Regions from separate parts of the Mus musculus genome. Here all the other regions are linked to region 3. The links are chromatin loops, found by intact Hi-C in ENCODE. Cell type or tissue: left cerebral cortex. All regions are shown on one strand. Each heading gives the region's core, and the rest is flanking DNA. Links, peaks and the distances in the headings are about the cores only. Region 1 holds the start of 4933424L21Rik (RIKEN cDNA 4933424L21 gene). Region 2 holds the start of Galnt10 (polypeptide N-acetylgalactosaminyltransferase 10). Region 3 overlaps Galnt10 (polypeptide N-acetylgalactosaminyltransferase 10).

Region 1 (9,916 bases), core at 4,659-9,658, 130 kb after region 3:
GGCCGTATTCTGAGGTACTGGTGCTTAGGAGTTTAGTGCATGACTTGAGAGATATGTTAAACCCCAAGCCCACCCCCATTCAAATCCATGTGTCAGTGAGCCTAGGAAAAGCCAGGGCCTGGCCAGGCGCCCTTCTCCTCAGAGACCCACCATAGACCACAGACCGAGGGGGTACTTAGTTCTGCCTGCAGCAAACACCTTCTCCTGCTATCAAGAAGCAAACCCAAGAACCACAGGAAAAATTACCAGCCCCAAGAACGCATCTCAAATTGCCAAGATCGTCTGAAGGGAATGCATAAAACTCTCCTCAGGCAAGGGTACCACCAAGCAACCCCTGCGGTTGAGGATGGAAACAGCTTGGGGGAGAGAAGTGGAGTCCTGCTAGGGCTCCTCCAAGCTCTGCCAACAATCTTTGGCTGCTACTCTGAGCTCACACTCTCGCAACTCACCAGGGAAGAAGGAAGGCTGTCTCTTCCCTCTTCCTTTCAGAGGAAAGTGTGCAGCATCCTCCCAGCACCAGGGTCCCAGAGAAAAGTGTGCAGTGCCCTCCCAGCACCAGGGTCCCAGAACGTCCACATGAGATGTGCAAGGAGAGTAGAAAGGAAGGCTCAGCAGTCATGCACCTGCCTCTAGAGTGTTCGAGACAAGCATATGCACCATCCATTCACTCATTCAGCAAACAGTCTGAGCACCTACTATGTGCTACACCGTGTATGCAGCAGTAAATAAGGCATGCAAGGTACCTACCCCCCTGGTGCTTGACAGAACCATGAACCAGGAAATGACAAATGAGGCCATGCTAGTCAACTGAATTGTAGTATGGTCAATTCAGTTTGAGACATGGTAGAGAGATGAGAGGGGGAGTGGTCTCTCTGAGGTGACAACACTGGAGCTGAGACCTCGAAGATCATGACCCAGTCATGCACCAGTCTTTGGGAAAAGCATTCTGCATCCAGGGTCATGAGGGAGACACATGTCTGGTGTGTTAAGGCATCCACTATGGCTAGAGTGTTGAGTTGGGAGAGATGAACAGAGCTGTATATAGTGTGGGTGCTGCCTTGGCAGGCTGCTGGAGAGGTTTAGAGGAGGCACAGGTGCCTCTGAGTTCTGCCTGTGACATTCTCTGACTGTATGTACTGACTGGGCTATTATCTCACAGGAGGGTGGGGCTATGATCTCAGAAAGGTGGGGCAGGCACCCGTTGGGGTATCAGCGGGAAGGAGTTATTTGATTTGCGCTACAGGGCTCTGCTCAGCTACAATGGTATGCCAGACCCACTGGGGAGAACTGGGGGCCTCACTGTGTGTCCAGAAATGGCAAGACCCTCAAGACTCATCCTCTCCGTGAGCACAATTTACAAAAGAGGCACCGCACAGTTGGGGGGCCAGCCCAAGGTCATACAATTCCTGAAGGCTTCCATCTGTCAACTGGGGGGCTCCTCTATCAGGAAGAGACCAAAGCAGGGACCAACAAACCAGACCTTGCCCGCTCAGCATGCTTCCTGTTCTGCAAAGATGCGTTCTATTAGAACACAGCATGTTCACTCCTAAGGTAGCCATGTTTATTCCACAATGGCATATTTGAGTAGCCGCAACAGAAAAGAGACTATCCACAAGCTGATGGGATCTCTTGACTGAAAAGTTACCCCCAGACACAACGGCCATGTTTGGGAGTAGAACTCCCAGGGAAGGTGCGTTGGATCTGGGATCCCATCCACTCTACCCACCGCCTCCTCCACCTCCATCCAAAGCTCCTGTTACAATGGCTTGAAAACATGACTTCCTTCTGCCGAGCCTGAAGGTGCATGGGGTTAGCAGCAGGCAGTAGGTCCTACACACACTTCCAAGAGACAGAATGGCCAGGTAAGGCTTTCTAGGAAAGGAAAAACCTGAGAAGAGGCAGAAAAGCTGAGAGGAGGGAGACTGAGAGATCCTATGTCACCCTGAGCCACGGTGGAGAACTGAGGGACTTGCTGAGGGGGGAGTGGGGTGAGCTCCCCATGGCTGGGAGTTTCAGGTTTAAGATGGCTGCCCAGTCAGGAACTGGCACCAGCCCCAAGGAGGGAAGCCTTTGTACCTTTTTTGTGCCCTTTAGCCGCTGCACTGGAGAAAGAGAGCAGAGCCTGACAATTTGGGTTGAAACTAATCAAATGTCCCTTTATTACCTCTGGCTTGGCACCTGGAGGCCTTCTCAATGTCCCCCATTGTTCCCTGGCTCAGGCCCTGGCAGGAGCTGTCAGCTGTCTTTCTTGCTGCCAGGAGAGCTGGAGAGCAGCAGTCTTTGGGCTGGAGACAGGAGGGACCAGGATCTGCGCCCCAGAGGGCAGGAAAACTCCCCCGTGCTAGAGTCAGATAACTGTGCTGAGGGGAGACCAAGAAGAGCCGTGGGTGGGAAGCCGTCCACTCCCTCCTGTCTGGACACTGTTCACGAGCCAGGACACTCAGTTTCCATTTTACAGAGAGAGAGAGAGAGGTGATATGACTCCCCTTGGGGTCAGTTAAATTTGACAGCTAAGAGCACAACTCTGGGAGCCAGGAGCAGACATTGTGGCTTATTTCTGCACAGGCCTGGAAGTTACTTAGGCGTCCTCGGCCCACTGTCCAGTCTGTATACTGACAACAAACAGAACCCCCCTCACCGGGGGACGAGAGGGCTGAAGAAAGGTAGTCACGCTGAGTGTCAAATGCAGACTAGCACAATAAGTGACCACCACTGTCTCTGCTAAGGAACCAGGGGACAAAGATGAGGAAGGCTGTCATTCCAAGACTGTGACCCACTCCTCCAGGCCAAGGCTCCCGCTGAAGTTTCCCCTCCCCCATGGAGCAGCTGTGGCAGAAGCCCTCAGGAGAAGAAGTCCCTGAACTGTGGTCACTACATCCAAGGGCCTTGCACTCAGACCTACATGGCTGCATACAACTGAATTGCCTCCCCCAGTACCTGCTGGGGACCCCAATCTGACTGAACACAGGTCCTCTACTCTCAGATGACTCTGGGACACCTGAGTCCCCCATTGCTGAGGAAGCTGTCTTCACTTTCCTGCAAGATCCAGCCACTCCCCCAATATAGGAACGCAAAACCGGAGCAGGCTAACACCCAGCATAGAAGAAAACAGGGCAGGTCATGTTCAAAGAGCTGAGAAAGAACTACCGCCTCTAGCCTCCTAGCAACGAGCGAGCTTCACTAGACATAGGGGGGCCGAGTTCAGAGACCGGGAGAGCAGGGACACCCATGTGGGTGAGATAGAGCAGGAAGTTTAGGTGGTTCGTTTGACAACCACAGTCTGGGAGTTACAAGGCTCTGCCACAACTCACCCTCTCAGTCTAGGATCTCGTCACCAAGTTTTCAAGGGTCTCCCATGAAACTCCCATAAACTGATAACTGGAAGGGTGAGGTTCCAGGTTTCCGACCACAGAGAGTGGCAGGGTTCCGAAATCTGGAGGGAGCTGGGAGCTTGTCTCGAGGGGCAGCTGCTAGGGGACCCAACACAAAGGAACTGGGGGGCTTGTCTAGAGGGGCAGCTTGCTAGGGAACCCAGCACACTTTTTGATGACACTCATACCTGGGTCTAGTTGCCAGGCTTTCAGAATTTTACCCCAAAAGACCAAAAATAAGAAAATTACCTAGAAAGATGAATTAATTAACAACTTATCCTTTGGTTGCGTTGTTTGTTCTTTGATGGTTCCATACACGTACACAATGTAATTTGGTCACCTTCCCCTCCAGCGCCCACCCCTCACTTCCCTGAACATCATTTCCCCCTCCCTCCCACCTCCACGCCTTCTCTTTAAATAACCCTCTGAACCCAATTAGTGCTGCTCTCGGGGGTGTGTCCACTGGAGCATGGACAACTTGCCAATGCCACACCCTCAAGGACAAATGACTGCCCCTCCTCTCTAGCAGCCACCAACTCTCAGTAGCCCCTCAGCTAGTGGGTGGGACCTCAAGAGACTCTCCTTATCCATGCCAGAATGCTGACTGGCTTTATCAGCTGCTAACATTTAAACACAGTGACATCTAACCACATAAGGGCCAGCCCTGATCAAGCCACAGCTTACGCCTGGGCCAAGTGTAGCCCAGGAACCATGGTTTAGAATCCGTTAGAGGATACATATAAACTGGGGAACTAGAAATGGAGTGGGGCTTAGCTTAGTCTATAAAGTGCTCCCCATGTAAGCATGAAGACCAGAACTCAGTGCCTAGAAGTCATGCAGAAGGAGGGGGAGGAGGAAGAGGAGGGGGAGGGGGAGGGGGAGGGGGAGGGAGAGGGGGGAGCAAGAGGAAAAGAAAAAAGCCAGAACTAGAGCGAGAGCAAGAACGTGAGAGACAGACAGACAGACAGACAGACAGACAGACAGACAGACAGACAGAAAAACAGATCGAGAGCAGCCAGCCATGGCAACACAGTGATAACCCAACAATAGAATGGGAGGCAGAGACAGAGGAGTCATGAGGCTCACTAGTCAGTCAGTCTAACCTAACTGGTGAGCCTCAGTCTCAGTGGGACAAGAAACAAGGCAGACAATACCCAAAGACTGACATCTGACCTCTGGCCCTCACATCAGTACGCCTATATGCACAAGTACACCCACCCCCACCCATCCTCCACTACCTCCCAGACACAATGAAAAAAGACCTTTTGAGGAAAACAGCTGTTAGAACTTATTGTCAACAGAATAACCAGGAATCCAAATTAGAGACCCCAGTGCACCAGAATCATTAACTTTTTGCTGAAGTTAGGCACCAAATTTAGAAACTATTTCACAAATACACACACACACACACACACACACACACTGCTATCAGCAGCTGACAACAATCAATACAGGAAGAAACAGGCAAGAAGGAACAGTTCTCACTTGAGAGCAGTGTGCCTGAGCAATGGGAAGCCATACCCACCTCCATCAGTTGTTCCACCCAGCCCTATAAGTTCTGATCAGCAACTCCACACCAGTACACAGCCGGAGGCCCAGGTTCTCAGGAGGCCAAAGGACCATGTCCAGCTGGGACCCTCATCCTCGCACTGCTCCTGGGCACTCCAGAAGCAACAAGCACTGGGTTTACCCTATCAGTGGTGACCTCCAACTTGTTCTGTACGCCAAGGGAGGGGACAGACTGGAGTCACATAGCAGCCCATTTCCCCCACTGCTTGATTGTGTGGCTACAGATGCGTTACTGCATCTTGCTGACCTCAGTCACCCCATCTTTAGCTAACACCAGGGCGTTGTGACATAGTGTAACATGCTCATTTGGGGAGAAGGAGTTTGATGCTTCAAAGGCCAGTCATGGGACCTAAGATAGGAGCAGCCAGGCCTAAGAATGAGATAGAACTGGTTCACAGCTCCACACGGTCCCTTCTGCCCTTGTCGCTACAGGGAAAGGCTGCTGAGTTCTCCATAAAACCGCCTTCCCCCTGGGGTTCCTGGTTCCTGGTCCTTGTCCTGGTCCTGGTCCCACAGGTACAACCCCGCCCTGGAAGGCAGCAGGTGGGAGGCACCCAGCCCAAAGTAGAACATGCAAAAGGTCACCACCACTCAGACCGGATCTAGACCAGGACACAGGCTCAGAGCCCGACCTGCTGGCGTCTGGCAGAGAGCTGTTCCTCACTGCCCAACAGGAAAGCTACAGAGAAGAGGCCTGCTGGGGGCATTCTTGTGGCAGCTGGAGTGGGCTCAAGACGGGGTGGGTCCCCCAGATGTGTGTGCGGGGTGCTCCAGGGATGAAGCTCAGCCACACCCTTGAGGTCTCCATCCTTCCCAGGCTTGGGGTTCTCAGTACCCCAAAGCTCATGGAAAGCCATTCTTGAGGCTAAACCTCCAGCCCTGACCAGTGGCTACTAAGAATCAGCCATACAGCTTGTCTGGCAGTCTTCGGTCATTGTGTAATGTGGGAACAAACAGGAGAAGTGCATCCCTGACTTCATGAAGTAGTCTGCACGGGTCAGAAATGACCACAGAGTGTGACAGATTAACACAGATGTCTCGCCAAGAAGAGCGGGTACCCAGGAAGTCTCCCCATCCAAGCAAGGGAGGCTCAGGAGAACGCCTGGGGCTAGCGTAGCCAAACACACTTCCTGGAGGCAACTGCTCAGGAAAGAATTCTAGAAAGATATTCGGGTTCCCTCCCAGGTAGGAAGTGAAGAGGGCTGGCACCACCAGTACCCAAAAAACTGCTTTGAGTTCCAAATAGTCCGAGAGCTGTGTGCGAAGAGAAGCGTTGGCACATGTGACATCATTCATACCACTCTACCAACCAACTAGCTATGATATGCTCAGAAGCTATGCCGCCTCCGTGTGGACCAGACCTTCCTCCCACACCCCTAACCTCCGGTGACGACCTCTCAGCCACAGAGAAGCTATGAAACCAGTCCCTACCCAAAGCCAGGTCGAGCTGAAACACGGCCATTCTGACTGCTGTCATGCTCTAATTCTGAGCTAAGCGCTGCGCTCAGGGCTTTGTACTCGGTGACCTGTGGCGAGTTTATCCTCGAAAGGAGTTCCAAGATAATTAGTGTCACTCTTGTGACACGGGCCAGGGATTTTAGGGTACAGATGTCAGGTGGCCCACCTAGGCCTGGGGGTTTGAATCAGGCTGTGGGGCAGCAAAGCTGGGCCCTTGCACTCTGCCCAGCCACAGTCTTGAGAGCACGGAGGTCATGTCAGGGGCCAATTGGAAAGGTTTAGTCCCAAGGCAACGGCCTCTCCCCTCTGCTCAGACAGGAGGGAGTGAAGGGACGAGCTGAGAGACTGGTCCTTTTCCCCTGATCAGATACAGAGACATGGAATAACGAAGGTTTAAACATGACTCATGCGTGCGTGCATGTGTGTGCGTGCGCATGTGCACATCTGTGTGATTATGTATGTGAACATCCAGGTGTGTGCACCCATGCCCATCCACGCAGAAGCTAGAACAGGACGTGCAGTGTCTTCCTCTACCACCAAATACCTAAGCGCCCACAGATGGGCACTCGAGAGTCAGAAGGCTGTTTCTGACTAGCCTAGCTGTCCAGCAGGCTCTCGAAATCCAACTGTCTTTGCCCCCAAGATTGAGGCAACAGGCATACACAGCCTTGCCTGGCTGGCTTTCTATGTGGGTGCTGGAGACTCATCCCCAGGTCCTCAAGCTAGCTGAGCAGCCATCTTACCTACTGAGCCACCCCCCCCCAACCCCGCAACATTGTAATCGTTCTTACAAATGTTGCTTTAGGTGGTGGCTTCTCTCCTGAGAAGGTGGGAGAAAAATCCAGCATTTGAAGCTCAGCTTTCTCTCAAGAGCGAGGAGAAGAAACCCGGGGCTTGCTTTCTCCCTTTCCGTCTCCTATCAGCACTCAGCAGAGGGCAGCAGACGGGAACCACGGGAAAGATAAGAGAGAAGAGGGTGCCACATGGAGAGAAAGCTACACACGCATAAACACACACCCACCACCAGCAGCAAGCGGGATTGTTTAGCATCCGCTAGCTTCCAAAGTATGAACACTCCGCCTCCTCCAGTGAACAGGGCCAGGCAGAAAAAAGTCGAAGCTGGAGAGAGAGAAGTTCTTTTCTCAGCTTGAGAGAAAATGTGTAGTGGACTGGCTGGTGGTATATGGAGGGGAAGGGCTGCACTCAGGACATGTGTGAGGGGAGAGGAAGGCGGCCGCAGAACCGGAGGGATGAACCAGGACAACAGCTTCCAGGCCCCCCACGCAGTGTTGGCAAAAAACCTGGGCCCAAGCCTCCCCAGCCACGAACAAAGCCACACTCTGCATCTCAGTCCAAGATGGGCAGGGCTAATGGGAACACAAACTTACAGCCACAGATTCTGCACATGAGGGTCAGTCCTGGGGATCCAAGAGGTGCATCCTGGTGATGCCTGGAGCCCAATGCCTGGGGAAATGCACCAGGCTATGGGACAACATGCTAGCTTCTGCCCGGGGCATCTCTTTCTTTCAGATTCTTCTGTGAGGACCTATCCTTTCTCCCACCTAAGAGGGCTAACCCTCCCCCATCTCCAACATGGCAGGAGTACCCCCCACCCCAGCAGATGTGTGGTTGTGACAGGTCCTGGGCGTGGCAACCCTAAAGTGGAACAGGAAGGCAGAGCTCATAAGAAAAATGGTTTCTTCTCTCTTCTACACAGGCAGCCAGAGACAGACTCTGCCAGGATCATGCTCTGCTACCATAGAGACTTGGTCTAGGTCAGAAGTAACAGAGAAAAAGCCAGAAGAAGCAAGAGAACCCAGATCAACCAATTCTTAGAACCAGATGGTCCCGGAGGAGCCTGCGAGCTTCCTCTGTAGCATTTCAGGCTGAATCCACTGTTATTCGAAATTGATACAGAAGAGAACGTAAGGGGGCACTGAGGACCAGTTAGTTCTGTCTGCTGTGGACAGCAACACTGCCAGGTACCACATACCTTTGAATCTCTCTGTCTCAAGCAAGGTCCCTTCACAGCCCTAACGTTTAATCCATTTTATTTGCTGGCCTCAGGGACTCAGCGAGATCATCTTGGCTCTCAGGGGAAATAATGGCAGGGAAGGCGCAAATATTAGTCTGTGGAGGAAAAGCCTCTGCTGCGAAACGGAGCATGAACCTCAGAGCGCTGCATTCTGGTCTGCATTTCTCCGGTGAGAACTTGTTTTCAGCCATCACCCCTCTCTGGGGCCTCAGTTTCCATCAGACAAAAATGAAGGGGGCTGGCCTAGAGGTCCTCTGAAGCCCTTGCCTGCTCTGATACATTCAGTAGTTCGACAAACGCACTCTACCTTCCCAGTCTCCGGACAGCTGCAAGCAGGAAGGCCACTGTGGAACCCATGGGAACTGCTACCTGTAGGGTCTACTTCCTGTCCCCACTCCACGAACCCATGGGAACAGCGATTCTCTGGAGAAACGAGATTCTTATACAAACCCTCTGCTTCCACAGACGATGCGAAGGACCAGGTAGGTGTGCAAAGCACTTCGCCACTGTAAGGAACAAGGCCTCCTTCACGCCCAGGTTGCCTTTTATACAGCAACAAAAGGCATCCTGGATGCCATTTTCCGAATAAGAGCTGGCTGTAGACAAGGTACAATTAGCAAGCTAGATGGTTATCTTTTAAATAGGCCTTTGCTTTTCCATCCCCGGGTTCCATTATCTGTCATCTGTCACCGGAGCTAACACACACAAAGCTGCCCGAGAGACGCTGGAACAGGAACAGAGTCCTTAGTCAGGGCTTCGGCTGGACTCTAGACCTTTCCGACACATACTTCCAAACTCACAGAATCCTGGGGCATCAGAATCGGAAAAGCCGCAACAAAATCTATATTTCACACACCCCCTCCCCTCCAAAAACCACAAAAAGGAAGTAAATGATACCAGCAACCCCACATGTGAGAAGCCTTCTTGACCGACAGACTGAGGCCAGGTCTGGGATTGGTAGTAAAACCTGATTAGCATTGTCTGCCCTGGCCACAGGTGGGTGGGCACCACAATGATAGACATTTTCGTCTTTCTGAATCTACAGGCAGCTCACAAGTGAGGACGACAAGGGCCAGAGAGGTTAAATCACTTCCATGAGGTCACAATGGGCTTAGGGCAGGAGAGAACCAGTCAGACCTCTCTCTGTACTCATCCTTGGCAGACAGCAGGCCCAAGAGGAGGAGGAGGCAGGAGCAGATTTGCTCTGCTAAGTCAAGAACCCTTCCCCGGGTGGCATCAGATTTCATCTGGCCAAGCTGACAGAGAAGTGATTAGCAGTCTAAAGGATACCAACTCCACCTTGGAAAGGTAAGGAAACCACTCCAGACCACATTGCCATGGTACTTAACTTGCTGACGGGTAAGTCTTCTACTACCAGGAAGACTGAAACCGGGGGGTGGGGGTAGGGAAGGGTTATCGATTTCCAGATGTTCTAAGAACCAAGTTTAGCTCTGACTCCATGAGAAAAAGACCTGATACTTAA
Region 2 (9,916 bases), core at 459-5,458, 130 kb after region 3:
GCCAAGGTTGGCCTTGAACTCCAATTCTCTTCCTGTCACTTCCTGAGTACTGGAATTACTGACGCGCGCCACAGGCTGGTTGATGTGGCGCTGAGGACTGGCCACAGGCAAGCACTCAATCAACTCAGCTACCTTCCAGACCAGCACTTATTTCTACCAGGAAGATCACGGAGATGACTCGACAGTGCCAGAGTGCTGACTGGTTCATCGGTGTCCCAACAACTCTGGGTGCTGAAGACGGTTTCCCAGCTAGCCCCTGACAGAGAGGGGTGGGAGAAGCCGGCTTCTTTCCTGGAGGCCAGCTGACATTCAGGAGAGGGATTGGAGGGTTCTGCATCTGCAGGAGAGTGGAACACAAAGGGGCTGTGTGGAAATTTGGCAGACTGTACCAGACAGGCAGCCCATGAATGCTGAATCCTGCTGCACCTACCAGGGCCCATCCTTGGGAAATATTTCCCTTCTGTGACCCCCAAGAAGCAATGATAAGTGCACGAAAGCCCTCCATACTCTTAACTATTTCTTCCTCCTCTCTGTGCCATCCCAGAGAGACAGACAAAAAACCAGAGCATGTAAACCAGCCCTCTCAATGAGTCCAGGTAGCAATTCCAAGAGGTACTCAGTTGCTGTTCCTCCTTTCTCTCTCTCTCTCTCTCTCTCTCTCTCTCTCTCTCTCTCTCTCTCTCTCTCTCTCTCTCTCTCTCTTTCTCTCTCTCTCTCTCTCTCTCTGCTCAAAAGGTGGCCATACTGCATCAATAGCCTTTTGTACAGTCAGTAATTCACCGTGAAAGCTAAGGCCAAACTGACAGTTAACCTTGACCTTCTTGTTACACATCTGGCTCTATAGAAAATGAAAATTAGGATGTCTCTGGCCTTCACAGCAGAACTCTCTCCACGCAGAGGCAGAATGTCAAGGGCTATTTTAGAACTGCTCACAGCTATTCTGTGGGAGAGTCTGACCTGGCTGGACACACCCCCCTCGGCCAGGGCTGTGTTCAGCAGAGCATCCCAAGATAGGACTGTTATAAGCGACCTCAGGAAAGGAAAAAGAAGTGGCCCTGCCCCACTGGCACATTGGCAGCATCACAGAATGTTGGCATCAAATCATACACACGGAGCAAGCAAGGCTCAGAGTGGGAGATCAGACTCATCAATGCACAGCAAGTCAACAGCTGAGCTTAGAACACGAGTCTGGCCTGCCGACACTGGTGCCCCACAGGGCAGTAACAGAGGAAAGAGGTTTCCCACAGAAAAACCCCACTCAGACAAAGAGTTTAAGGGAGAGAGCTCTAGACCAGCTTTCAGAATTGGAAGCAGGGATTTAGAAATGGGGTTTCCTAACTTTCCCAATAGTAAGATCTACCAGATAGACAGATCACCCGGGCCTTGAGGATGATTTACAAGTTACCAGAGTGACACGCCAAGTTCAAATTGATCCGCTCTGTAGACCAAGACTCTCCCATGCCCAAGAAGCCAGAAAGCCCTAACACTGGAAAGGTGGGGAGTGTGGGGGGCGGTAAAGCATCAATCTCAAGAAGCCAGCCTCTTCCCTCAAGGCCAGCCAGCAGTCAGTCAAGGCTGACCCTGGCGCACATCTACCCACTTCCCACAGGACCAAGAAAATCCCGTAAGCAACTCTTAAATGTCCCACTGGAGGAATAATTCAAGTGTAGCGTGCCCACGCTTGCCAGGAGCTGGGGTAGGGAAGCTGGGATGGCTGGAGGAAAGTGACAGAGTTCATCTAAGCCAGGAGACTGCTACTCCAAGTGCACGCACTCGTGGACACACACACACATGCACGTACACAATGCACACACACATACATACATACAACTTTAAAGAGGCAGACCATCTCAATTTTGTCTACAAGAAACATCTCTCATTAGTACAAAGAAGGAAGGCTGGAGGTGTTCTGTCCTGGGGGTGTTTGACACCTGTGGCTCTGAGACATTTGGAGAGTCCTCCACCAGAGCTGCTAGACTCATGTCAAAGGTGGCAAGTTCAATGGGGCCTGGGCTCAGTATTCTCGAGAGAGGCACAGAATTTGACTAGGATAAAGACTGGGTGATGTGGGAGGTGGGGAGAGAGATGGATCACTTGTTTAGAAGCAGTGGCTGGTCTTCCAGGTTAGATTCCCAGCAACCACACTGTGATTCAGAGCCATCTGTAACCCCAGTTTTGGGGGAGCCTGTGCCCTCTTCTGACCTCAATGAGCACCATGCACCTGTGTGGTGCAGACAGACATACATGTAGGTAAGGTACACATACACAGGAAGGAAGGAAGGAAGGAAGGAGGGAAAAGGGGAGGGAAGGAGAAGAAGAGAAGAGAAGAGAAGAGAAGAGAAGAGAAGAGAAGAGAAGAGAAGAGAAGAGAAGAGAAGAGAAGAGAAGAGAAGAGAAGAGAAGAGAAGAGAAGAGAAGAGAAGAGAAGAGAAGAGAGAAGAGAAAGCTCGCTCCAGATGGGAGACCTACGAGTGCCTGTGCAGACAGCAAACCAGGAAGGATCTGGTCTGACTTGAAACATTAGAATCAGCAGGCGAGAGTGGAGGCTAGGGGCAGAGACTATCTGAAGAACACCGACAAGAAGGACCAGAATCTCCACTCTTACCTCAGAACAAACAATCCAGGGTGGCACGAAGATGCAGGTAGGATCCTCCGAAAAAGAGAGAGCTGAAGAGGCCGGGAATTATAGACGGCAATAAGAGGAAAGGGGTAAACTAAGGAAAGGGCCTGGGGTTGAACACTGTTTTAGGCTGGAGCAAGAGCCTGGATAAATCTTTGACCTTCCCTAAGCCTCGATGTTGCCATCCCCAAAATGGGATGCCTCAGAGCAGACACGAAGGATAGGTAGAACAAGGAACTGCAGGGTGGGAGCGAAGTGGGAGAAAGAGTACTCCCAACTCTCGGCCGCAGACTACTCACCTGAACCGCCGCGGGGGCCACCGCCGCCCCCAATCCCCCAGGGCTGCCGTCGGGCTGCCGCTCGCGGTACAGAGCCCAAAGCCCCACGTTGGGCAGCAGGACCAGGGCCGCCAGAGCCAGAGCCACCGCCTGCAAGAGCCGCTTCTCTTTGCGCCTCATCGGGGCCGGTCCGCCCCGCCGCGCCCGCCCCCGGCTTTGCGCGTCCGCCCGTCCACCCGGCGGCGGCAGCAGTTCGGCCAGCAGTAGCGGCCGCGACGCCGGCCCCGCTCCAACTCCGCGGCACTTCCGCTGCTCGCCGGCGGGGGAGCCGGGCGCCTCCACCGTGTCACCGCCGTGGGGGTGCGCTCCAACCCCATCATCCCTCGGCATCTCATTCCACGTCCTGCACCTCGCCTTCCGCCAACAGATGCACGGTTGAGTCCTATTCGCCTCCATCCTTCAATTCTTCATCTACTCATAGAGCATCTCCGTCCTCCAGGATGCAAGAGGGCCCCGGCTCCTGATTGCTACACCCCCCGTGGGCTCCAATGGTGCGTCCTGCTTCTCCACTGCTCCCCGCCCGCTGCAGCTTTGCCAAAGTCCCGGAGTTAGGGAGTTGGGCGCTCGCAGGGGCCGCGGAGCACGCGATCGGGAACACCCCGGGGAATTCGCGTGGCTCTCTGCAAGTTCTCAGCCAGCGAGAGCCCCGGGACTGTGCGGACATGCTACAACCGACTGCGCTGGGATGCTGCAGTCCACTCTTTTCCCGGTTCTGCCCCGGGACGTGCCAACCAGACCTGCCTTTGACCTGGGGACTCCCCACAACCTGTATGCAGAGGGCACCTTGCGCATCGCTCAGTGGGCGGCTGGGTTTCCATCCCCCTCTCCAACCTGTGGAGTGCTGGATGTTCCGTCACTAGTCTGGGTTCTTTGCAAAACCATCGAGGAGATGACCGGAGCCTCTTTGCGAGAGCTATTCTTACGCACATGCAAGCCAGTGGACTTGGACTTGGACTGCTTCTGGACACAGTGCCCCAGAGCACGTTCCCGAAACCTCGTGTCCTTTCCTCTTTCGAATTCAAACCACCAGCGAGCGCCCACAGTGGGTCCGATACTGGGCCAGGAGTGAGGAGCAAGGAAAAGCAGAACTCTCACTGGAGCCTGGGCGGAGGGGTGGGGTGGGGTGGGGTGCGCAGAACTGAAAGCTCGGCTGTGCATAGCAGAACTAGGGAGCCTTGACTTGTCCAAAAATATCTGGCTTCTGAGCTGCTGACTTGGGCTCACATGAAGCCTGTGGGAGCCTCCTCTGCTGCGCGCCTGTCTTTTAACAGCTTGCTCCTGGATGCCCAATGGCAGCCCCCTCCTCCCCCTCCTCTCTTGCTTCCTCTTTACTAGCCTTCCTGCCAGCGCGCGCATTGACTCTATCCTCTGCTTCTGCAGCGAAGCCACTGAGCCCTGTGGCTACCACTATCCCGGGACTAGTGCCCTAAATTCTAACCTTGCAGGTCTAACACCAGACTGAGCAGTGATTTTTTTTTTTAAATCTCATCTTAGGTCACTCACATCATTGCAGTTAAAGTCACAGTCCCTGGGTTGTATTTCCCTAAGGTCAAATATTTCCTTCCCCCTCTGCCTGGCCTTTCTTTCTTTGGTTCTGCTGCTAGCTTTGTATGTTCCCCCAAGTGGTGTTGACCATACAAATTCTTGCACCTAAAAAACAAACAAACAAACAAAACCCCCAAACCTCTTTGTCTATGTCAGGGTACACCTCTATGTCTAAGGAAATCACCACCTCTTCCTTCAAGTCTCCCCAAACCCATCCCCCTTGCTGTTCATCAGAACATGGCGGGCACTCCCACATCGGGACCTTTGTCTTATCACCCATACCTAGATGCACCCTCTGACCATCCTTCTGTTTATAAATCTGACCCTTACATCTTTAAAAAATAATAATCTTATAGGAACTGAGAGATACCTCCATGGTTAAAAGTACTTGCTGCTCTTCCTTCCAGAGAACATGGGTTCAGTTCCCCAGACCCATATTTGTCTCCTGGCACCCACAGGAGACAGCTCACAACTGCCTATAATTTAGATCCAGGGCATCTGTTATTCTCTTCTGGCCTGTGTGGGCATCTGCACACTTACGGTGCACAGGTGTACATTTAATTACATACACATATATAATAAATGTTTTTTAAAATAATTTATAGTGTGCTGTAATACACATAACAATTTTACCATTTTTAACCATTAAAAATTATTTTTTATTACAGTGTGTGTGTGTGTGTTTTCCCACCCAAAAGGATGAGGGATGCTTCTAAGACTCAGGAAGTAAACTAGTCTCACAAGACTCAAGAAACTTAAAAAGTTAAAAGATGGGCTGGAGAGATGGCTCAGTGGTTAAGAGCACTGACTGCTCTTCTGAAGGTCCTGAGTTCAAATCCCAGCAACCACATGGTGGCTCACAACTATCCATATTGAGACCTGACGCCCCCTCCTGGTGTGTCTGAAGATAGCTATGGTGTACTTACATATAATAAATAAATAAATAAATCTTTTTTTTTAAGTCAACTTTCTTCCCCAAAGTTATGTAAACTGAAACAATCCTGAGAAGAACAGACCCTCAGGATCAGCCATGCTGTCTTTCTTCAGGGTGTCCAGGGAGCTCCAGGGTGCATGAGCTATCATCCATACTGGTATGGGCTTTTTTTGTGATGCCCCTGAAAATAGCCCAAATAACCAGTCAGCTGGCCTTCCTGAAGTAGACTTAGATGACATCATTTCTTTGGTATGTGGTCAGTGTCCTATCTGTGACAGACATTTACTCACATCTCCCCAGGAGAAGTCACACATGCATACCCTATGTTTGTTTATCCAGTTAGCTGTTGATGGACATTTGGGCTATCCCCATCAATCCCCAGTTATGAGTAATGCTGGGTCCTGTCTGTGTCCGGTGCTGTCATGAGTTTGCAGCGTTGGTGTAGTTACATGGCACTGCTTCTCCACCCTTGAGCATGGTGAAGGTAGCAGTATCTATCATGACACTGTTGTAAACACTGTGGCTTCCCTTACCTTAGAATAACTCATGAGAGGACTGCGGAGATGGCTCAGTCAACAAAGCACTCGGCTCACAAGCCTGAGGACCTGAGGACCAAGCCACAGAACTGATTAAAAAACTAGGATTACAGAAGTGCATGCCTGTAATCCCCAGTGGTGGTGAGGGGGGATGGACAGAGGAGGAGCCTTAGAAACTCTCTGGTCAGCTAAAGCAAAGAAAGAAGGGGGAAGGTGTCTGTGTAATGAAACATCAAACTTGTCCCCAGACCTCCACATGCATGTGCGTGCACACACACCAATAACCCAAGAGACTTCTTAGCTCAAAGCATTTGGGGTTGGCACATTGGTGGGAGATTGTCTTGGTTATTTTTTTAATATTTTTATTAGGTATTTTCCTCATTTACATTTTCAATGCTATCCCAAAAGTCCCCCATACCCTCCCCCCCTACTCCCCTACCCACCCACTCCCACTTTTTGGCCCTGGAATTCCCCTGTACTGGGGCATATAAAGTTTGCAAGTCCAATGGGCCTCTCTTTCCAGTGATGGCCGACTAGGCTCTCTTTTGACACATATGCAGCTAGAGACAAGAGCTCCGGGGTACTGGTTAGTTCATAATGTTGTTCCACCTATAGGGTTGCAGATCCCTTTAGCTCCTTGGGTACCTTCTCTAGCTCCTCCATTGGGGGCCCTGTAATCCATCCAATAGCTGACTGTGAGCATCCACTTCTGTGTTTGCCAGGCCCCAGCATAGTCCCACAAGAGAGAGCTCTATCTGGGTCCTTTAAGCAAAATCTTGCTAGTGTGTGCAATGGTGTCAGCGTTTGGAAGCTGATTATGGGATGGATCTCCGGGTATGGCAGTCTCTAGATGGTCCATCCTTTCGTCACAGCTACAAACTTTGTCTCTGTAACTCCTTCCATGGCTGTTTTGTTCCCAATTCTAAGAAGGGGCAAAGTGTCCACACTTTGGTCTTCGTTCTTCTTGAGTTTCATGCGTTTAGGAAATTGTATCTTATATCTTGGGTATCCTAAGTTTCTGGGCTAATATCCACTTATCAGTGAGTACATATTGTGTGAGTTCCTTTGTGATTGGGTTATCTCACTCAGGATGATGCCCTCCTGGTCCATCCATTTGCCTAGGAATTTCATAAATTCATTCTTTTTAATAGCTGAGTAGTACTCCATTGTGTAAATGTACCACATTTTCTGTATCCATTCCTCTGTTGAGGGGCATCTGGGTTTTTTCCAGCTTCTGGCTATTATAAGTAAGGCTGCTATGAACATAGTGGAGCATGTGTCCTTCTTACCAGTTGGGGCATCTTCTGGATATATGCCCAGGAGAGGTATTGCGGGATCCTCTGGTAGTACTATGTCCAATTTTCTGAGGAACCGCCAGACTGATTTCCAGAGTGGTTGTACAAGCTTGCAATCCCACCAACAATGGAGGAGTGTTCTTCTTTCTCCACATCCTTGCCAATATCTGCTGTCACCTGAATTTTTGATCTTAGCCATTCTGACTGGTGTGAGGTGGAATCTCAGGGTTGTTTTGATTTGCATTTCCCTGATGATTAAGGATGCTGAACATTTTTTCAGGTGCGTCTCTGCCATTCGGTATTCCTCGGGTGAGAAATCTTTGTTCAGTTCTGAGCCCCATTTTTAATGGGGTTATTTGATTTTATGGAGTCTACCTTCTTGAGTTCTTTATATATATTGGATATTAGTCCCCTGTCCGACTTGGGATAGGTAAAGATCCTTTCCCAATCTGTTGGTGGTCTTTTTGTCTTATTGACGGTGTCTTTTGTCTTGCAGAAGCTTTGCAATTTTATGAGGTCCCATTTATCGATTCTTGATCTTATAGCACAAGCCATTGCTATTCTATTCAGGAATTTTTCCCCTGTACCCATATCTTCGAGGCTTTTCCCTACTTTCTCCTCTTTAAGTTTCAGTGTCTCTGGTTTTATGTGTAGATCCTTAATCCACTTAGATTTGACCTTAGTACAAGGAGATAGTACTGGATCAATTCGAAATCTTCTACATGATAACAGCCAGTTGTGCCAGCACCATTTGTTGAAAATGCTGTCATTTTTTCCACTGGATGGTTTTAGCTCCCTTGTCAAAGATCAAGTGACCATAGGTGTGTGGGTTCATCTCTGGGTCTTCAATTCTGTTCCATTGGTCTACTTGTCTGTCGCTATACCAGTACCATGCAGTTTTTATCACAATTGCTCTGTAGTACATCTTTAGGTCGGGCATGGTGATTCCACCAGAGGTTCTTTTATCTTTGAGAAGAGTTTTTGCCATCCTCGGTTTTTTGTTATTCCAGATGAATCTGCCGATTGCCCTTTCTAATTCGTTGAAGAATTGAGTTGGAATTTTGATGGGGATTGCATTGAATCTGTAGATTGCTTTTGGCAAGATAGCCATTTTTACAATGTTGATCCTGCCAATCCATGAGCATGGGAGATCTTTCCATCTTCTGAGATCTTCTTTAATTTCTTTCTTTAGAGACTTGAAGTTCTTATCATACAGATCTTTCACTTCCTTAGTTAGAGTCACACCAAGGTATTTTATTTTATTTGTGACTATTGAGAAGGGTGTAGTTTCCCTAATTTCTCTTTCAGCCTGTTTATTCTTTGTGTAGAGAAAGGCCATTGACTTGTTTGAGTTAATTTTATATCCAGCTACTTCACCCAAGCTGTTTATCAGGCTTAGGAGTTCTCTGGTGGAATTTTTAGGGTCACTTATATATACTATCATATCATCTGCAAAAAGTGATATTTTGACTTTTCCTTTCCAATTTGTATCCCCTTGATCTCCTTTTGTTGTCTAATTGCTCTGGCTAGGACTTCAAGTACAATGTTGAATAGGTAGGGAGAGAGTGGACAGCCTTGTTTAGTCCCTGATTTTAGTGGGATTGCTTCCAGCTTCTCACCATTTACTTTGATGTTGGCTACTGGTTTGCTGTAGATTGCTTTTATCATGGTTAGGTATGGGCCTTGAATTCCTGATCTTTCCAAGACTTTTATCATGAATGGGTGTTGGATTTTGTCAAATGATTTCTCAGCATCTAACGAGATGATCATGTGCTTTTTGTCTTTGAGTTTGTTTATATACTGGATTACGTTGATGGATTTCCGTATATTGAATCATCCCTGCATCCCTGGGATGAAACCTACTTGGTCAGGATGGATGATTGTTTTGATGTGTTCTTGGATTCGGTTAGCGAGAACTTTATTGAGGATTTTTGCATCGATATTCATAAGGGAAATTGGTCTGAAGTTCTCTATCTTTGTTGGGTCTTTTTGTGGTTTAGGCATCAGAGTAATTGTGGCTTCATAGAATGAGTTGGGTAGAGTACCTTCTGTTTCTATTTTGTGGAATAGTTTGTGAAGAACTGGGATTAGATCTTCTTTGAAGGTCTGATAAAACTCTGCACTAAACCCATCTGGTCCTGGGCTTTTTTTTTTTTTTGGTTGGGAGACTATTAATGACTGCTTCTATTTCTTTAGGGGATATAGGACTGTTTAGATCATTAACCTGATCTTGATTTAACTTTGGTACCTGGGTCTAGAAACTTGTCCATTTCATCCAGGTTCTCCAGTTTTGTTGAGTATAGCCTTTTGTAGAAGGATATGATGGTGTTTTGGATTTCTTCAGGGTTTGTTGTTATGTCTCCCTTTTTATTTCTGATTTTGTTAATTAGGATGCTGTCCCTGTGCCCTTTAGTGAGTCTGGCTAAGTGTCTATCTATCTTGTTGATTTTCTCAAAGAACCAGCTCCTCATGTGGTTGATTCTTTGAATAGTTCTTGTTTCCACTTGGTTGATTTCGCCCCTGAGTTTGATTATTTCCTGCCTTCTACTCCTCTTGGGTGAATTTACTTCCTTTTGTTCTAGAGCTTTTAGGTGTGCTAATGTGTGCTCTCTCTAGTTTCTTTTTGGAGGCACTCAGAGCTATGAGTT
Region 3 (9,916 bases), core at 2,018-7,017:
ACACAGGGACATTGCTAGACGGGTAGCAAGCACTGACATGGTCCCCGCCCTCTATACTAGTCATCATCATCATCACCACCACCACCACCATCATCATCATCATCACTTGAGATGGCACCGTACTGTTAGACTGGTTTCCATCAGTTGGACTTGCAGTGTGCGGTGTTCAAGACTCCCTGTGTCTGGTGAACACTACACATTCTTTAGCACACCAAAAGAGAGAGCCGCTCACATAGCACGGGCTGGCCTTGACCTCCCATCTCCTGCCTCAGTCTCCAGAGTGCTGGGGTTAATTACAGGTGTGTGTGCCGCCATGACTAGTTACGTGCGTGGTGTTGAGGATTTAAATCCAGGGTTTTGCACGTTAGGCAATCACCCTAGTAGGGCTTCATCCCCAGCCTTTTTTTCCCCAGTGTCTTTTTTTTGTTTGTTTGTTTAAATTTATTTGTATAGGCTGGGTGTGGTGCACGCCTTTATTTCTAGAATCCAGGAGGCCAAGGTAAGAGGATCTTTGTGAGTTCAAGGCCAACCTGGTCTACGTAGCAAGTTCCATGACAGCCAGGGCTACATAGTGAGACCTTGATTACAAAAAATATTTTTATTATTTATTTATTTTTTTAAAAAAGTATTCTTTTTCTCTCTCTCCTTCTCCCTCTCCCTCTGTGTGTGTGTGTGTGTGTGTGTGTGTGTGTGTGTGTGTGTTTCACCATGTGCCACAGCATGAATGTGTTGGTCAGGGGCAACTTTGGGGATCTGGTTCTCATCTGCTGCCCTGAGTTCTGGGGATTGAACTTTTTTTTTTTTTTTTTTTTTTAGCCCTGTAAGGCAGCAAGTACCTTTACTGGCTGGGTCATCTCACCGGCCAGCCCGAGGACTTTATAAGCAGAGTAAGACAGACACGGGGCAGGCAGCACATGCTGCCTGCGTTCTGAGGCGGTGCCTTCTATGAGTCATTATCCCGCAGAAAGATCCCTGATAGACCTGGCCAGAAGTCACACTCTTGTATCTGCAGAACCATGAGAACTTCAAGTATAAACTTTCATTCTTTATAAAGTACTCAGTACATGGCACTGAGTTTAATAACAGAAACCAGAGCAGATACATGCACGCACACTCGCGTATACACACATACACACACACACACACACACACACACACACACACACACACATGCACCCCTTATTAGTGAAATGAGCCAAAGTTGTCTATTGGTCCTAGGCATGAGGGCGGGAGTGTATCCGTCCAGGTGGTGTCACGTGCAGGAATCCCACCCCCCTTTCCCTGGTGCTCTGGGAGTTCTGAGACTCATCTCCTGGCTGACAACTGACCTGGGACCGAGAGCCCCTTTAAGTGGCCCTTACCTGCATACTGTTCCAAGCAGCCTCGCCTCGGCCCCGGATGCAGGTCTCGAGCCTCAGTGGGGAGCCCAGTGTGCCAAGCTTCGTGTCTGTGCACAGTCCTGTGCCCACATTGCGAATCTGAGGGAGGAAAGGGACCAGCCACTGAGACTCCTCGAGGTGTCCACTGGGCCCTGCCGGATGCTGGGGAGACTACGGCAGAAACCCCAGCCAGGCTGAACTTCGAACTGCCCGTGAGGAGCTTGCCCCAGGCTGCTGGGAGGTCCTCCGGGAGAAAGGAGAACCCTGTAGGGCAAGGTCCTTCTCTGGCCTCACACTGAGAGCACTCTATCCAACAGATCCAGGATCCATTTGACCCCAATTCCAAGGGCTTGAAGGGGACAGGTCTGTCCAGGGACAGTATCTGTCCAGGAAGCGATTCAAAAGGGATGCAAGATCTTTGCTGTCCACGTAGAATTATCCTTTCTGGTTAGAGAATGGCACAAGAAAGTGTGGGTTCTCCCCAACCCACTCCAAAGAACAAAAATGGCCCTGGCCCACACATCAGCCATGAAGGCTGGGGGTTGGGTTGGAGTTCTAGGCTGCACATTTGCTTAGGACGCACACATCACCCAGAGGCCAGGTAGCAACAGCAGGCTTCAAAGGTTCCGGTGAGAAGCTCGCAGGAGGGTGAGGTGGAGATGGGGGCCCTTCCTCAGTTGCCCTGAACCTGTTCTGTGTGCTCTTAGTCTGCATTTCCAATGGGGACCATAGGCTGTGTGCATGGCTCACCCAAGAGCACGGCTTAGAACGTGAAAGGTCCTGCGCTCCTGTCCCTGGCATCACAAGCCAAAGGACATTAGACACCAAACCAAATCCAGCAGTGTCTCATAGTCAAAAGGAAAAAATGGATGCTGACCCAGCGTAGCCACTCAGAACATTTAGTAGCACAACGGCACAAAATCAACGCCACCAGGACAGGGTCCAAGAGAGAAAGGGAAGAAAGGACTGTGACGTTTAGGCATTCCTGGGCACGTTCCTGCAGTGAGGGTCCAGCCCCTCCATTCACACTCACCTCCCCCCATGCCGCAGCCGGAGGTTCCACGGGTGGGTAGAACTTGGGCAGGTCCCAGGCAATTTTGGTCATAAACCACTTGAAGCTCTTACAGTTGAGGGAGACTCGGAGCTTTTTCTGGGCCACGACATCTCCAGCTGAGAGGTGGCGGTACTCCGGCCTGCGCTGGTAGATGTATTCTGCGTATTCATCCATCCATACCTCTGCCACTCGCTTCAGGTTCTGGAATGAGAGATGGGTGCAAGGGTCAAGCTTGCTGAGGAGCACAGGCTAGCCCAGAGCCATTTTGTCAGCCCCTGCACCTTATTTTTTGAGACAGGGTTTTTCACCGAGCCTGGAGCTAGGATAGCAACCAGCAAATCCCAGTTATCCCGTGTCTTTCCCTGGATCGGTGGTGGTTACAGGTGTCTGTGGTCTGGCTTCATATGTGGGTGCTGGGATCCAAACTCAGAACCCCATACCTGTACCCTGAATACTCTTAAGCCAGCTCTCCTGCTCTTCAAAGCCAATTTGAGTGGGACATTTAAAAAAATAAATTATTATTTGTTTTATGTATATGAATACACTATAGCTATCTTCAGACACACCAGAAGAGGCAATTGGATCCCATTACAGATGGTTGTGAGCCACCATGTGGTTGCTGGGAATTGAACTCAGGATCTCTGGAGGAGCAGTCAAGGCTCTTAACCCCTGAGCCATCTCTCCAGCCCGGTTTCTGTCATTTTTAACAACAGTTCCGATGGGATTCCATGACAAGAATAATTTGCACTCAGAAGGTCCAATCCCACCAGAAGGTGGGATCTCTAACAATCCTTAGAGGTTTGAGAGTTTTACTATGAGGCCTCAGGACAGCCAACTGTAAAACATCAACCAATGGCAACTGGATGTGGCCTTCCTTAGAGGGAGGTAGCCCTGGGCAAAGTGATGTGGAGACAGGAGGGTTGAGATCTTGTGCAGACTCCATTCAGAGCGAAGAGCACAAGTCTATGGGGTCCAGCAAAAGCCCCTGCTTGGAAACCTCTTCCTTCAAACCCAGGCCTCTTCCAATGGCCTGGACCCGCTTCCCCGCTTCCCCGCTCCCTCAGGACACCCAGGTAATTGGGTGGGCTCGACTTCTATCTCGAGGTTAAGCTGAGTTTCCCTCTGCAGTGTAACCAGTCGCACCTGTCTGTAAAGGTCTGCTTTAGGAGCAGACTGCATGGCGGGGCGGGGCGGGGCGAGGTGGCTGGACAAATGTTTTAGTGTTTTCTGGTGGGGATCTGCGTTCTGGAGACCAGATGGTCTCAAGGCACAGGGCTGTAAAACAGACAGGGCCCTATGTAAATGAGGGAGCAGGGCCGGGCGCCAATAAAACTTTATGATGTCAACCGCCATTTGATTTTCAAGTTGTCACAGATTCCCCTCCAATTGCTTAAAACTGTGAAAACTGTTCTTAGCTCATGAGCCAAGCAGAAAGTCACCTTCTCTGGAGCTTAGGGAGGCACGGTGACACCAGGGAGACCATGCATGGGAAAGAATCCTGTGGTAGATCCCCAGAGACAGCCAAGCTTCCTTGCTGCCACCGATACCACTGGAAAGAGAGTTCCTCTCACTGGGTGCCTCCACCGCAAATGCTGGGCCTGGTGGAAGTGGGAGGTCTCAGTGCCCTACACATCAGGAACAATCTAGAACACAGGGAAATCTCCGCTGGCCTGCATGTCAAGGCCTGGCCCCTCCGCCTGCTGCAGGGCTGCCTTTCAGTGACAGTGACAGGCTTGTGCAGTAAAAGACTGCACTGTTTATTCTAGAGGCAGATGTGCCACTCAAAGAGAGCATGCTGGCTCTCTCAGGGCCCTACTTGTCATTAGGAAGCAAGTGTTCTAGAAGCCTGTGAACTTTGTTGCCAAAACAGTAAGCCGACTTATTTCTGTCTTCCGAGACAGGGTCTCGATTGTGAAGCCTGAGTTGGTTTTGAACTCCCTGCTCCCTTTGTCTCTGATTCCAGAACGCTGGGGAGAGCAAACATGTTGCACGTGACCCGCAATTAAAGAAAGGGTGGCAGTGAGCTGTAGCCACGGTGGGTACAAGCACCTTGTGTACAGCCATACAGGCAATAGCTGGCCTTATAGGGAATAGGTGGGATGTACCACGGGGGCGGGGGGGGGGGGCTAGCTCACATCAAACACAGCATCTGACTGAGGACAGACAGATGGCCAAAGATGTTGAATACCTGAACGGGATTCAGCTGAGACACGGAGGCACCCTATCCAGCCCCAGCTGCTAACAGGGACGCAGCCACCAACCCCTGTGTGGGCGTCACGGCAACAGATGCAGGCGCTTGTCAGCCTTGAACTGGGCTGAGCTGGAGTTTGAGCTATTTGATGCATTTCATTTCCATCCAGGAAGCAGAGGCTAGAACCCTGGCAGAAGGGAGTTCACTGTGTCCCTGCTCTGCAGGGCGCCTGCTGAAAGGCAGGCTTGTGTGGTGGCTCTGCAGTCTTCTCTGGCTTGGGAAAGGATGCAGTTGGGGAGTGGGGCCCTGCTCGGGGGTCACTGTCCCCACGCTCCTGGTAGCCTCTAAGAGTAGCAGTCTCTAGCTTATGAAAAGACTGGTTGTTTTCCTGTTTGGAATTCCTCAGGGAGGGACAAAGGCATCTGGGAAGATGTCTTATCTGGAACCCAGCTCCCCTGTTAAGGGGCTGTCCACAGAGCAGCAGGCCTGGAGGCTGTCATTAGAGTCATTCACCACTAGAGGGCTCTGCTGCCCTGCCTTCTAGGCCATGTTCCGGCTCAGCAGTATTTGAAGTTGAGAAAAATGAATGAAAATGGCTCTCTGAGGGGGAACCGCTGGGAACTCAGGCCAGAGGGTCCCCCAAGGTTATTTTTGGGGTGTGTGGCTGCACTCTGGCCTCTCTAGTATCTCAAACATCACCGTGTCTTTTCAGAAGCGTCCCTTAGTTTTGAGGTTCCCTTTATTTAATTTATTTCCAATAAATTTTATTTCCCCAGTAAACGAACCCCATACTCCCTAATCTTGCTAATGATTATCCCTTGAAGTCAGCAGCCAACTTCAACCCCTGATATGGTTTTCAGGTCAATCACAGTTTTACATGTTTTGGGGGGAGGGTGAAGAAGATAACTATTTATTTACCACCCCCCTCCTGCCTCCCACCAAGGTTATCAACATAAAAGACCACCACTATGTCTGCTTGTCATGTTTCTTTAAATTACCCCGGTCAAGCTTTGTACCTCCACTAGCTCCACCACAAGTAACCCTCCTGTGAAATGACCAGTTCACTCCACCAACACATCAGTTTCCTGTCTTTTTTTGGTGCTGAAAGTATCAGAAAGGATTGAGTTTAATTTGTCGAAGCTCCAAACCCAGCCTCAGAGGACGCCGTCAGAGTCTCCATGTGGCCAGGCAGGGCTTCACCTAAGTTCCTTCTGGTTGGATTTCATTTGGAAATTGTCTACCAACCACTCAGCCTGGGGACCCAGGAGGCCTCCATGCTGCCAGAGGCTGTCCCCAATCCCCTGGAAAGCCACTAACTTACCCGGGCCAGGCTGACTCCGGCAGGGACCTTGTAGGGCACATACTTCCTGTAGATGTGGCCCACTCTGGAGCAGGGGATGTCCTCCATGCGGCCCCCACACATCCACACCTGTAGGGTGAGAAGAGAGGACAAAGGTGACCTAATGTCCCCATGCCCTCAGATGCCAGCATGCAGCCTGCATGGGCTTCACAGGTCCTGAACTCAGAATGGTGCAGAAAAATACTGCAAGGTGCAGAGAACGGCCAAGTGTGCACAGGGGCAGGCACAGACGCTGGGTCACGGACGTCGAAGGCCTGGCACCCAGTGGGCTGTGAGGGAAGGGAAGGCGGGGGGGGGGGGCTCTCGTCGGGGCATGACTAGACAGGATATCTTAATCCCATTCAACTTTACAAAGTTGGCTCTGCTCATGGGGCGTGGTGGGTGTGGTCCTGGGCAGATACTACAGTCCAGAATGGAGGCCACAGTGGCTTTGGGTGTGGAGGGTCCCAGCTGTTTCTGGGACGCCATCCACCGTGTTTTCACATTCTGTCTCCTGTGGATTGAGAGACTAGCACGGGATGACTCCAGTTCTGTACAGCACCCTTGCTGGGGCCCCACTGAGGGGCTGGGCTTCACATCCTAATCCATTCAGGGCTCTCAAAGGGTGAGAGGGTCTTTCTATCTCCTGCCAGGATAGATGTAGGATGTCCTTTGTGCCATTTCCCAGGGTGGGAGTTGTTTCAGAACGCAGGGGTGCTGTCTGGGCAGCGCAGTTCTATTCTGATGGTGGGGAAAGGAAAACCCCGGCTGGTCAATGGAACAGAACACTGGTCTCAAGATAATGGGCTCTGGATGCTAGATTAATGTCAAGGCCAAGCCAAGATCTGGACACTAGATTAATGTCAAGGCCAAGCCAAGAACTTTATTTTTAAAGCAGGAGATATTGATCAGCTGCCAGCCTCCCATCACCGCCACTCTCCCGTCGCCAGGGATTGATGGGTAAGCATGCTTTGCCAGGCAGGTATGCCTACTTGATGCCAGGCCACCCTCTGCCTTTCTGAGAGGTGGTGCCAAGCTGGTGGAGACAACTTGTGTATCCTGGTTTTGACCATCTTCTGTGACATGTGCACTAGCTAAAGCTGACCCAGCTCTGCTGTCCTTCCACTGTGCAATGGGCAAATGAAATCCAAAGCCTTCTTTTTCTTTTCTTTTTTTCTTTTTTTTTTTGCCAGGACCTCCAGCTCCTTTATCCCTGGCCACACCAGCCTGGCCACCAGCCTGATGCAACTAGGGTGACCTTGCTCTGCTGCAAGGTTTGAGGCAGCCAAGGTGTTCCCAGAGCTCAGGATGTCCTGAACTCACAGAGGACCTGGCTGGATGCTCTCCATGGATTCCTGCCCTGGATGGAGATGCGGAGGGCTGACTCAGAATGGGAATAAACCTGCTAAACCTTCCAGGCTGAACCTGCTGTTGACTACTGAGTCCATTGGACTACGCAAGATGCATCTTGCATAAGGTCATCAGCTTGAGAGCGGTCCCCATGGCTGACTTCCTCCTCTCGTCTCCCACCTCTTATCCTTGTCTCTCTCTCTACGGCTCTTCCCTCAGTCTGGAGAACTCCTTGTACCCTGAGCTCTGCTAGCTCCCTGCCTTCCTGCAGGCCCTGCCCTGACACCCCCAAGGGGCTTCTTGGCTCTCAGCAGGACTTGCACTTCCCTTCACTGCTTTCCTCTTAAACTAAACATAATTATGTGCACAGATGCATCTCGGCTGAGATCCTCCCGGGTGTCTGTGCCTGTCAGCACTTTCTCTGTGTGGAGGACAGTCCCACTCACTCCTCCTGGGCCCAGTGACCAGGCTAGCCACTTTTACTCCCTAGCCTTGAGGGCTGAGGTCTCAGGTCTTTCTCTTGGTTTTGAGAAAGGGTCTCATGCTCCTCTTAGCCAGGAGAGCAGTCATTGTCTGAAACAGAAGGGCCCAGCACATCCTTCTCTGGATGCAGCCTGCCTTAATTCTGCCTTGGATGAAGTAAAGCAGACAGCCTCACTATCATGATCTCCATCACCAATGTCTTCTGACACACATCTCTCAACCTCAGGAGTAGGGTCCCAAAACTGGGGTTGTCCCTTTTTGGGACAGAAAGCCAGAGACTCAGGTTGGCATTCTGAGTTGCTGCACTGGACACTGGCAGTCATGGTAGGGCCAAGCCCCAACCAGGGTGACCTTGCTCTGCCCTTAGTTAGTTACACTGCACCTTCAGGCCTTGCTCCCTTTACAGCCGATGAAGCTCCACACAGGGAAACTGAGGCCCGCTGCAGATAAGTTCCTCCCTAGCACACCACCCTGCTGGCTCCAGGAGGGCCAGGACTGCAGCTAGCCCTGGGACAGACGGGCAGCCGTCAGGTCACAAACCCTCGAGGAGCTTCCCACAGGTTCCCATAGGCTGCTGGTGAGCTGTAGGAGCCAGCCCTGCAGAGTGACCGACAGCAGACTGAGTGACTGGACCTGGCTTGGGGGGTTGGGTTCTGACCTGGGGAACTGTCAGTCCTTCAGGCCTGGCCTTTACATACACTATGTTGGTTTTGGTCTGGGTTACTGGTATAAGAGTACTGGGAATGATGGGGTCAGAGGAGAAGCAGGGGGTGGGGGTGGGGCACAGAGAGAAGAGAAGCAGGATGGGGTGGGGTGTGTTGGGGTGCTGGTGGGCTGAGCTACAGAGCCCAGTTTTAACCTGCCTTTAGAACTGAGAGGCCAAGCTCCCAAGCAGGAGACTCTGACACAAAGACCTCCACAGGAGGAAGAGGAGATCGGTGACTTCCAGACAGTTTCAGACTGCAACTTTCCTGACTTATTTTGAGGCAAAGTCTCATGCAGCCCAGGCTAACCTTGAACTCCTGATTCTTCTGCCATCTGGTGCTTAGGATCATAGGCACGCACCGCCCAGTTAGTTTATGCTGGGGCTCAAACTCAGAGCTCACACGCAACTGCTCTACCAAGTGAGCTACATCTCAGGTCCCTTACTTGTTCTTTTCATCCATCCGTCCGTCCATCCATCCATCCCTCCCTCCCTCCCATACAGGAATTGCGTAGTGCAGATCAGCCTTAGACTCACCAGCTCCTTCCTGCCTCGGCCTGCGTGCTGGGATAACAAGTGTACGCCATCATACCCAAGCAACGCATCAATGGTGGCGCAGGTGTAATAAACATATTAACTGTGTGGCAGTGACTCACGGTTGCTGGGCAAGCCCTCTACTGCCGAGCTACATCTTTAGCCCTGGAGTGAGTTTTACTCTTCTCCTGTCAGGAGAAACAGGCATGGCCTGGCATCAGAGCAGGGTTATTAATCTGGGGGGCCCGGTGGCAACGACGGATCCGTCATAATTTCTGGAGGTGCACTTGCGTCTCTCAGGCCATTGTCATTTCTGTCACCATGAAGAATGAATGGGGTCTCGGCAAAGAGAGAGAGGCTCTTGGGAGAGGCTGAGCCCTGGCTGAGACAGAGCCTGTGCTCAAAGAGACAGCATAGCAGCTGGACAGGCCTGCCTGGGGCCTGGAACATAGGCAGGACAGGCAGGCTGTCACTGTCCAGGGCAGAGAGAGAGAGAGAGAGAGAGAGAGAGAGAGAGAATGTCTCCCTCCCCGAGGCCAGGCCCCCTCATTATTCCAGCTCATTATCCCCAGAGAGTGCCCAGCATAATTGGATCAGATGGAATTCGAGCCAGCTTCCTTCCTCATTCTCCAGTGTGGCTTCATTAGCAAGTCTTTTGTAAATAAACTGAACCGGAGGACTAAAACAAAAACAACACCCCCATCATTTATTCTGCCGCGACTGTCTGATGAGGGACATTAGATGCGTTTTTTGAAATGTATGGAATAACATGAAATCCCCGTGGGCTCAGAGATCCCTTGGTGAATGACGCCCTGTCTGCTGGTCTCCTCCTCCGCAGCTCTGGAGAACAAGTTACTGCGGGGCGGGGAAGCAGCTCTGGCGA

Evidence for each region. A loop is a pair of places that touch in the nucleus more often than their neighbours do. Peaks named below come from ENCODE experiments on the same cell type or tissue, not always from the same donor. Only the 100,000 strongest peaks of a DNase experiment are listed, where the experiment ranks them.
Region 1: a loop joins it to region 3, with 2.1 times the contacts of the local background. A loop is called at or near these places in 3 of 42 quality-filtered maps.
Region 2: a loop joins it to region 3, with 2.9 times the contacts of the local background. A loop is called at or near these places in 3 of 42 quality-filtered maps.

Annotation. Positions count from the first base shown.
Region 1 is chr11:57,649,145-57,659,060 of GRCm38, reverse strand. The region is part of intron 1 of Galnt10 (polypeptide N-acetylgalactosaminyltransferase 10); the gene reads right to left. 4933424L21Rik (RIKEN cDNA 4933424L21 gene) reads left to right here and starts at 9,567. Exons shown (of 4, transcript NR_153850.1): 1 at 9,567-9,741. In left cerebral cortex, for the core only: a CTCF peak has its summit at 7,332 (motif pointing right); a DNase peak (open chromatin) is centred at 7,405.
Region 2 is chr11:57,638,721-57,648,636 of GRCm38, reverse strand. It overlaps Galnt10 (polypeptide N-acetylgalactosaminyltransferase 10), which reads right to left and starts at 3,195. Exons shown (of 12, transcript NM_134189.2): 1 at 2,920-3,195. The coding sequence starts at 3,078. The region is part of intron 2 of 4933424L21Rik (RIKEN cDNA 4933424L21 gene); the gene reads left to right. In left cerebral cortex, for the core only: CTCF peaks have their summits at 3,223 and 5,418 (motif pointing left); DNase peaks (open chromatin) are centred at 3,297, 3,416, 3,841 and 4,152; H3K4me3 peaks cover 1,860 bases; H3K27ac peaks cover 704 bases.
Region 3 is chr11:57,773,768-57,783,683 of GRCm38, reverse strand. It overlaps Galnt10 (polypeptide N-acetylgalactosaminyltransferase 10), which reads right to left. Exons shown (of 12, transcript NM_134189.2): 8 at 5,946-6,053; 9 at 2,413-2,634; 10 at 1,362-1,478. Among named protein-coding and RNA genes, the nearest start is that of 2010001A14Rik, 23 kb to the left of the region's middle. In left cerebral cortex, for the core only: a CTCF peak has its summit at 5,128 (motif pointing right); DNase peaks (open chromatin) are centred at 4,249 and 5,127.